2 separate regions of the Homo sapiens genome follow, and region 1 is linked to region 2. Evidence: read pairs that join two places in POLR2A ChIA-PET (ENCODE). Cell type or tissue: Caco-2. All regions are shown on one strand. Region 1 has its middle 34 kb from the start of ITPK1. Region 2 overlaps ITPK1 (inositol-tetrakisphosphate 1-kinase).

Region 1 (5,000 bases), 61 kb after region 2:
AAAAGAAGCCAGACCAAAGCTTGGCCTCTTTTAGTCCCAACTTCAAACTCCCTAAGAAGGAGCCCATTGGTGCCTCCTGGTAAGTGTCCAACCAGCTGTGACTAGAGGGCTGGATGTTATTCCAATTTGGCGACCAAGACCTTGGGTTCTATAACCATAGGGTGTGGGGGCGGGGAAGTGGGAAGTAGTAATCAGAGAAAAAAGAAGCGAGATCTGAGTAACCAACTCATTAGGGATCTGGCCTGCAGAAAATGGGGGAAATTAATAATATAATATTTCACAGTATCTACTCTAGTCTTTTGAACTATCCATCCAGGTAGTCACTAATTCATTCATTTATATTCATTCAAGAATGCATTCAGCCTTAATTTGACATTTTTTTAAAACTTTTTTTTTTGAGACAGGGTCTCACTTTGTCACTCAGGCTGGAGTGCAGTGGCATGAGCATAGCTCAGAGCAGCCTCAATCTCAACCTCCTGGGCTCAAGCGATCCTCCTGCCTCAGCCTCCTGTGTAGCTGGGACCACAGACACACGCTACTATGCTCCGCTAATTTTTTAATCTTTTGTGGAGATAAGGTCTCACTTTGTTGCCCAGGCTGGTCTCAAACTCCTCAACTCAAGCGATCCTCCCACCTCGGCCTCCCAAAGTGCTGGGATTATAGGTGTGAGCCACTGCACCCAGCCTATTTTGACATTTATTAAATATATATTCTATATTAGAAATTTTGGCCCAGGCGTGGTGGCTTACGCCTGTAATTCCAGCACTTTGGAAGACCGAGGCGGGCGGATCACCTGAGGTCAGGAGTTCGAGACCAGACTGACCAACATGGAGAAATCCTGTCTCTACTAAAAATAAAAAATTAGCCGGGCGTGATGGCACATGCCTGTAATCCCAGCTACTCGGGTGACTGAGGCAGGAGAATCGCTTGAACCTGGGAGGAGGAGGTTGCGGTGAGCCGAGATCACGCCATTGCACTCCAGCCAGAGTGAGACTCTGTCTTAAAAAAAAAAAAAAGAAAAAGAAAGAAATTCTAGGGGCTAAAAACGAAAGGAAAGATGAACAAGATTTAGTCGCTGCCCTCAAAGAGTTTGCAATCTGGAAATAAGGCAAAGCATCAATAATACAACATGGAAAAAGTTTTGCAGGAAGTAGGTAGATAGGGCTGATCCCCAGAGGACTCAACGGGGAGCTGTGGAAGGCAGCCTCCAAGATGGCCCCAGGGATCCTTATCTTCTGTGTTGGTCCTTTCTCCCATACCACACCCTGTTTGCAATTCCTGGGCCTCATCTGCTCCCTATTCCTGGTACCACTGCTCCTGACGCTTGAAAAATGCATACCTGGAGATCAAGGTCGGTGTCCACCCCCCACAGCGATTGGGTCCAAGGAGAACACATGTCCCTCTATGGACCAATCAGAGTCTGCGAGGCAGAGCCCAGGACTTAGGCTGAAACTATGGGAAAGGAACATCATTTGCACTTAGGAAAAAGCCGGAGCTGCTGGTGGCAAACTGCTTCCGTGGAGGGAGAGGCTGCCTAATGTGGAGGAAAGCAAAGCCCAGAGGTGGGCAGAGGGGCCTCCTCACGCATCGCTTCAGCACTGTGCTTCGTACACGGAAGTTTCTACTTAACGCCAGCCAGAGTTGGTAACTTGGCTTGGGTTCCCAGAAACCTTGAGGTAAAGGCCTGTTTGATCCTACTCTATAAGTGAGGGCCATCGCAGAGAGCACCGAGGAGAGACCATGGGAGAGAGGAGAGAAGGAACCATAGTGGCTATGAGGCTCCTCCTCTTGAAAGTCCATTGAGGATGAAAAGGGCCAGAATGTATCCACTTTCCCCATCTCCCATCAGTCAAAGGTTTGCTTCATGGCGCATTAACTCCCCGCCACCCTCACCCCGGCAGGTTGCCGGCTAATTCCTTTGCAGGGACTGCTGGCAGCCCTGGAACTGACAGGCAGGAATTAAACAAGTAACTGCAAGGTGGTGAGGGTTTTGAAGAAATAGCACAGGGTGGCCAGAAGCACTGGCTCATGCCTGTAATCCCAGCACTTTGGGAGGCCAAGGGTGGCAGATCATTTAAGGTCAGAAGTTCGAGACCTGCCCTGGCCAACAAGGTAAAACCCTGTCTCTACTAAAAATACAAAAATTAACCGGGCATGGTGGTGCGCCAACAAGGTGAAACCCCATCTCTACTAAAAAATATAAAAACTTAGCCGGGCGTGGTGGTGCATGCCTGTAGTTCCAGCTACTTGGGAGGCTGAGGCAGGAGAATCGCTTGAACCCGGGAGACGGAGGTTGCAGTGAGCTGAGATGGTGCCACTGCACTCCAGCAAGGCAGATCACAGTAAGCCAAAGTGAGACTGAAAAAAAGAAAAGAAAGAAAGAAGGAGGGAAGGAAGGAGAGAGAGAGAGAAAGAAAGAAAAAGAGAGAAAGAAAGCGAGTACAGGGTATTCTGGGCACAGGTCAGGAAAGGCCTTCTAAAGAGGTGGCAAGTCCAGATGCTAACCCAAAGGAAGAGTAGACATCAGCCAGGCCAAGGGGTGCAGACAGGGAAGAGCCATCGGGAAGTGAAAACCACACATGGGAACCCTTGAGGCCAGAAAGAGCACGTGTGTTTGCGGAACTAAAAGAAGGCGGGCATTGCAGCAGCATTCAGAGCAAGGCAGATCACAGTGAGCATTTATAGAGCACCAAGTATATACACACGGACGTAGCCACTTATTGTTTGAGCTGCCCTGCCCCTTCTCCCTTTTTTTCTGGGAACTGTGCCTTCTTCCTTCCTGCCCGGGCACATGGTTACCATAGGAACAGCCCTCTGGCCGTTGAATGGACTAGAGGTGAACACCTCACTGAGGCGGAACAATCAGAGCCTAGGCCTGAGGAGACTGGGGAGGTCGGGGCCCAGACGGTGATTGAGGCTGTCAATGCAGGGCTGGGCAAGTTGCACGTTAACTCAGGATATGTTGGCAGCCAGGTTTTCAGTGGACCAGGAAGCAATGAAAGACACTTCTGCAGAGGTGTTAATGAGGCAGGCAGGGAGATGAGGAAATGTGAGAGAGCCTGGTACCCAGTCATCCTAGACGTGGCTGCATCCCTGCCCTGGAGCTGCTTGAAACAAAGCTCGCTTGTTGCTTAAACTGCATCCAGTGGGTTTCTGTCAGTTTCCTAACAAAACAAGTCCTAACTCATACCTTACCAAGTGCTAGGGCTTTATAGATGCATAAATACGGCAGGGTCTCTGCCCTGAAGAAGGTTATAAACCAATGGGAAGACAGACATGTACACTAAACATTAACTACAGGGTGATAAGTGCTATAATAAAAGTTTGTCCAAAGTAGGGAGGTTGTGCAGAGATAAGATAACAAATGTAAAAGGATTTCGAAAAGAAAAATGTGTTATGTAAGTCCCCTAGAATTATGCTTATGCAATTCAATTGATTTCTACTTTCAATTTAATCGAGAACACAGCTACTTCACTTTCAGAATTACGCTGTTTTATAAGGTAGTGCTGGCCTGTAATCTGGCAATGGGTAAATTATCCAGGGTCTCATGCTTTTATTTCGTCATTTGTGTTTGGCGAGTGGATAGATAAATAACCTTGCAGTTTCCCAGAGAATCAGGAAACATTTGACAGTTTGCCCTTGCAGCCTGTGTTGCAATTTTCGTTTTTGTTTTTGTTTTTCCCTGAAACAGAGTCTCACGCTGTCGCCCAGGCTGGGGTGCAGTGGCACAATCTTGGCTCACTACAACCTCCGCCTCCTGGGTTCAAGCGATTCTCATGTCTCAGCCTCCCAAATAGCTGGGATTACAAGCATGCACCATCATGCCTGGCTAATTTTTGTATTTTTAGTAGAGATGGGGTTTTGCCATGTTGGCCAGGCTGGTCTCGAACTCCTGTCCTCAAGTGATCTGCCTGCCTCAGCCTTTCGAAGTGGTGGGATTACAGGCGTGAGCCACCGCGCCTGGCCCCTGTGTTGCAATTTCCTGCCCTGCCTGCATCAACCTCTCCTTGACTCCATGAAATGAAACGTCTGCTGACGCACTAAAATAAAATCTTGCAAGTGAATCACTGATTGAGTTTGCTGATTGACATACATACCATTGCCATGTTAACCACATGATGGTAACATTATGTCTGGAGAGAAGGTGTGACCGTTTCCACCTATACAATCTTCAAAATCATCCCATTCAAGGGTGCTTCCTAATGTTCGAATAATTTATGAAAGAATAATGATATCTTATTGAGAAATACCTTCCCTGTACCCTCATCACAGGGAGACACCTGTTTATTCCTGTTGGGTTTTTTTTTTCTTTTTTTTTTTTTTAGATTTAGAGAGGGTCTTGTTCTGTTACACAGGCTGGAGTGTAGTGGTATAATCACAGCTCACTGCAACCTCAACCTCCTGGACCCAAGTGATCCTCCCATCTCAGCCTCCCAAGTAGCTGGGACTACAGGCAGGCACCACCACTTCCAGCTCCTTTTTTCTTGTAGAGATGGGGTCTCGCTATGTTGCCCAGACTGGTCTCCAACTCCTGGCTTGGAGTGATCCTCCCACCCCAGCCTCCCAAAGTGCTGTAATTACAGGCATGAGCCACGGTGCTTGACCCTCCTGCCAAGTTTTTGATGGTGGAAATGACAACACAGGGTGTGCTTTGGTGTCAAGATGACCTAGGTTCAAATCCCAGTTGTACTGATGGCCAGCTGTGTGGTCTTGGGCAACTTAACCTACCAGAGCTTCAGTCTCCTCATCTGTTGAAGAAAAAAAAAAAAACACTTGACAAAGGATGAGTGGTAGGTGGAGAAGATGATGGAATCAGGTAGCGCTCCAAGGGTTAGATGGGAGAAGGTGAGGCTGGGCGTGGTGGCTCATGCCTGCAATCCCAGCACTTTGGGAGGCCGAGGCGGGCGGATCACCTGAGGTCAGGAGTTCGAGACCAGCCTGGCCAACATGGCGAAACCCCACCTCTACTAAAAATACAAAACTTAGGGGGTCATGGTGGC
Region 2 (5,000 bases):
CCAGAGGGGGACCCCAGACCGCAAACCCTGCCCCGAGATGCTAGCTGCCACAGGGCAGACCAGTGGGCTACATGCCATGCCCTCTGGCGGGTGTGCCACAGGCCCTTAAATAGCACAAACACCTGGGGGACAGCAGGAGGCACAGGGAAGTTTCAGTAGAGCTGCTGTGTGAGCCAGGCCCTGGAGGGGAGGGAGAGGGAGGCTGCCAGGGCACGCTAGAGAAGGCCTGCTAAGCACCAGGAGAAGCAAAGGCAAAGACCAGGTCATGGGCACTGGGGTTTCCTGGGGCCCCCCAGCCACAGGCATGAGTCAGCCCTGACCCCATCTCAGAAAACTTAAACCACAAGGCACCTTACTGGAGTATCTCCCTGGCCCCTCAGATATTTTCGGGATGGCAGGTCAAAGGAAAGTCCCAAGGTGTCGGGTCACATGGGCTCTGGCCTTGACCTTGACCCTGACCCAGTCCCTCCCTTCTCAGTCACAGATTCACCCACAAGCCCTAAGAAGAGCAGGGTAGGAGAAAACTGTATTCACTTCCCATTGCTGCTGTAACAAATCACAACAGTAGTGGCTAAAAACAACACAAATGTATTATTCTCTTAGGGTTCTGAGGTCAGAGGCAGGCTTCCTTTTGGAGGCTCCAGGGAGAAATCGATTCCTCCGCTTTCTCTAGTTCTAAAGGCTGTCCACATTCCTTGGCTTGTGGCCACAACACCCCAACCTCTGCTTCCACTGTCACATCTCCTCTGGCCCTCCTGCCTCCTTGTAATTACACCAGGCCCACCCAGGTAATGCAGGAACATTTTCTATTTCAAGATGCCTCACTCCTTCACATCTGTAAGCCAAGAGCAGTGGCACATGCCTATAATCCCAGCTACTTGGGAGGCTAAGGCGAGAGGATCACTTGAGGCCGTGAGTTTGATGCTGCAGTGCGTTATGATCAGACCTGTGAATAGCCACTGCACTCCAGCCTGGGTGACACAGTGAGACCCCCATCTCTGAAAAATAAAAATTTAAAAATCCCATCTGTAGTCATGTCATACCCTTTTACCATGTAAGGCAGCACACTCACAGGCTCTGAGGATTAGAACCTGCTGTCTTTGGTGGGGAGTGGCAGGGGCCTTACTTTGCCCACCACAACCCCAAGGCTCCCACAGCTCTGCCATCCCAGGATTCTCAGACATCGCCTGGAAGCATTCATGTGTCAGGCAGGAATGAATGAGGACCTGTCAGGAGTTTGTAGGGGCCTTCAACAGTCAATGAGGAGTTGATGGGGAGGAGCACAGCACAGCTTTGCACGGTACCCGCAGATTCCCAAGGGGCACTGGGTACAGCCCAGCATGGCCGCAGGGGTCCCTGATGGGAATGGCGGGAAAGAAGCCCAGGGAAGGGATGTGGGGGAACTGGGTGCTGGAGACCAAAGGCTCCAGGCCTGGAAGCCTTGGCTGCAAACCGGGGAGCTGGGTGATAATTACTGACACTTGGGCTCATCCTGAGGTCCATCAGAGGTGCCCAGGCACCTGACCCTAAAACAGGCAGCGCTTCATCGGCTACCCGAGAGACTCTCCAGTTTCAGAGAGGATTCCAGGGGCCTGAGCACGACCCAAATAAATGAGAGGCTAACACCAGTAATCCCCGAGCTCTCTCGTTCCCCACCCAGGCCTGCTCTCCCTGTCCCAGGCAGAAACAGGGACAGACGAGGCAGTGGCGGGGCAGGATTTGTGAGTGCCAGGCACTTCGTCCCCCTCACACTGGATCTCAGCAACCACTGGGTGGGTACAATGGTTGCATCTTTTCTTTTTTGGTTTTGTTTTGTTTTTTTTTTTTTTTTGAGACAGGGTCTCCCTCTGTCACCCAGGCTAGAGTGCAGTGACACGATTTCGGCTCATTGCAGCCTTGACCTCCTGGGTTCAAGCAATTCTCCCGCGTTCAAGCAGGAGCTACTTGGCCACCCAAGTAGCTGGGACTACAGTCGTGCGCCACCATACTCTGTTAATTTTTGTGTTTTTAGGAGAGACGGGGTTTTGCCATGGTGACCAGGCTGGTCTCGAACTCCCAACATCAAGTGATCTGCCTGCCTTGGCCCCCCAAAGTGCTAGGATTACAGGCATGAGCCTCTGCACCAGGCCTCTTTTTTTATTTTTTGTAGAGACAGGGTCTCACTATGTTGCCCAGTAGGTTGCTGGTCTCAAACTCCCAGGCTCAAGCAATCCTCCCGCCTTGGCCTCCCAGAGTGCTGGGATTACAGATGTGAGCCACCGCGCCTGGCCTGTCACCTCTTTTCAAGTGGGGAAATTCAGAGCAGTTCAGTATCCTGACCAAAGACTCACAGCAGGTAAGAAGCAGAACCACAATCTAAACCCATCCAAATACCAGTAATTCCCAGGCTCCCTTACTCCCCACCCAGGCCCGCTCTCCCCAAATCTGTCAGGAAACCCTCCTCATCCCACAGCACTGTGTGACTTCCTGGGGAGAAAGGGGACCTGTGTGATGGTGGGGGGCCCACCGGGTCTGTTGGGGATGAGGCTCTGGGATTTCTGGAACAGGGTTGTTCTGGACAGAGCTGCCTCTCCACCCAACCACCTGCTGCCCTAATCCTCCCTCAGAACCTTGACCCCAGGAGGCCAAAAGGATGGATGCCATTGCCCCAGGGGCCCCAAGACCTGAGGAGCAGCCCCTGAGCAGGCCTGCAGTGAAGGGCCCGGAAGGCACTTCCTAAGGTCCAGCCTCTGGCATGTCAGGATGCTGTGGGGTAGACACGCCCTGGGTCAATCCAGCCCAGAAGCCGGGGGAGCCAGCACCCTGTTCCTCCCCTCTCCACACGGTTGACAGTCCTGTCCAATATCAAACCTTCCAGGCAGAAGGAACCCTTCCTATGAAGTAGATTTCAGCTCAACCATAGGAAGAGGTTGCTGGCTTCCATAGGAAGGCAGTCAAGAGGTGATGAGCACCCCGTGACAAGAAGGATTCAAGCAGATGCCAGATGCCCACAGGCAGGGAAGAGAGGCCAATCTGTGGGGAAGGCAGTAGGGCTAATGTTTTAGGAGCCCTACCCCACCTCTAAAGGGTTCCACCAATGAGACAGAAATCAGCTGGGTCACAGGACTGCAGCTCATGAGAATGGTATGTCAGCTGGGTCTCTGGAGGAGGTGAGAATGAGCCTGGGGCCTCAGAGGACCCCAGTGCCAAGAGTCAGTCTCAGAGCCAGCTCTCGGCAGGCGGGCACAGCCCCCATCTTCTTCCTGCCGGCCTCCAGGCCTGTCAGGCTCTGCAGCTGGGAGCCATGGCTACAGTCCCCAAACAGCTGGAATAATCCCTCAGAGCCCCATGCAGGGGGTCACAGCTGCCACCAAGCCAAAGCCAAGAGCCAGGACCCTGGGCATTAGAGAGAAATGTCAAAAGAAGGATGCAGAATTCCAGAAGAGCGGAAGAACTGAGGCCAGCACAGGCAGGGCTTCCCACTCCCTGAGACACACAGCTCTGCGGTGCAGGCCACCAGGCGGTCTCCCTGCTGTCCCTGCACACACACTCTGCACCTTCTGCATCTGAAACATGGCTCATCACCCCCCAGCCCCTGCCCAGACTCACCCCCTGGGCTTCCCTCACCCCCACCACTTGGGCCTCTGCAGCAGGTGCACACCTCCTCACCCAGCAAGTCTCGCCCCATCTGTTCCTAGCACACCGGGCTTCCTGCCGTGCCCCACAGGTCGGTTCTTTCACACTTCTGACCACCTGCCCATGCTGTCCGCCCCTGGAACGCCCCCATCCCTGCCTACCATGCACAACACGGAAGCCTCTTCCTCGCACCATCCTCTCAGAGGGCGGTCCAAGAGGAAGGACACAGAGGAACCCAGGGTGTTGGAAAGGGTGGTCAGATCGAGACCTGAAGGGCCAGCACATGGTATATTCTCCTGACCTGAATGCCTCCCGTGTGAAGGACAATCCACAGAGTCCACTTCGTGCCAACCCTAAATGTCCAGCCCGTATCCCTGACTGGTGTGCTAGCCACCATCCTGGAGAAACCCTACTTGTCAGGATCAGAGCTCAAGATAGAGAGGAATGAGCCCCATTTGCAGGGGGTGGGCAACGGGGGCTTTTCTTTTCTTTTTTTGGCCAGCGTTTTCTGGAACTAAATTCCTCCTGATGAGGAATAAAACTCCAGGGACAGGAGGAATGTCTGGGGACCTGAGGGATAAGACTATTCCTGTGCCAGTTTGGTTACCTGGGCCAAGAAATGTATTTTTTTTTTCTTTTTGCTTAAACTCATCTGAATTGGATTTTCTGCCACTTGCATTCACAAGAGCCCTGGCTGCTTCAATGTCCAAATCGAAACGCTACACTCCATCATTTCCATCACCAACCTGCGCCTCCAGTCTTGAAAACGGACTCATCCTGTAGCCAAGCCAGAGGCCCCCATCATCCTCCCCTGCTCTTCCTCCTCATCCCTTCCTCCGCAATCACCATGGAAAGGTTTCCCTGGGGCTTGCAGGCAGCCAAGGGCCAGTGGTCCCTCTCCCAGGGAGATGGCTCACCGTGTGCTGGAAGGAAAGGCAGGAAGAGGAAGGCAGATGGCCTCTCAGCTGAAGAGGGAAAAAGAGAATCCCCAATAACACTAGCTGGCTGATTGCATATAATTATGAAGAGAAAAAGTTCTTTAAAATTAGCTTCCCAAATACAGATATAATTTCAAGTGTCCCTTGTGGTGTGATTACAGCGTCAGCCCAACAAATGTTTTCCCGTCAGTACAGAATACTCAGGCCCCTGCAGGCAAAAAATAATGAAGCCAACAACGGCGCCAGGGCCAGACAGCTCCCACAGAAGCACTTCCAGCTGCCCAGGAAAGCACCAGGCCAGGAAGCCCAGCCCAGAACCAGTCTTGCTCCCCTCCACAGCTGGCCTCGGGCTCTTCCCAAGAAGGCACCAGGCACATCATTCTTCATTCTCTCTTTTTAATCTTCAGGGCCTTTGATATTCAGACTCAAATGCCAAGAGCAACCAGC

What was found. Peaks named below come from ENCODE experiments on the same cell type or tissue, not always from the same donor. Only the 100,000 strongest peaks of a DNase experiment are listed, where the experiment ranks them.
Region 1: POLR2A ChIA-PET joins it to region 2 with 5 read pairs; 2 of 35 experiments call an interaction of 5 or more read pairs at or near these places.

The regions. Positions count from the first base shown.
Region 1 is chr14:93,147,786-93,152,785 of GRCh38, forward strand. No RefSeq gene overlaps it. Among named protein-coding and RNA genes, the nearest start is that of ITPK1, 34 kb to the left of the region's middle. In Caco-2, no CTCF peak of the experiment used is centred here; DNase peaks (open chromatin) are centred at 3,056, 3,146 and 3,956; H3K4me3 peaks cover 290 bases.
Region 2 is chr14:93,086,527-93,091,526 of GRCh38, forward strand. All of the region lies in intron 2 of ITPK1 (inositol-tetrakisphosphate 1-kinase), which reads right to left. Among named protein-coding and RNA genes, the nearest start is that of ITPK1-AS1, 22 kb to the left of the region's middle. RefSeq lists an enhancer at 1,236-1,857. In Caco-2, no CTCF peak of the experiment used is centred here; no DNase peak of the experiment used is centred here.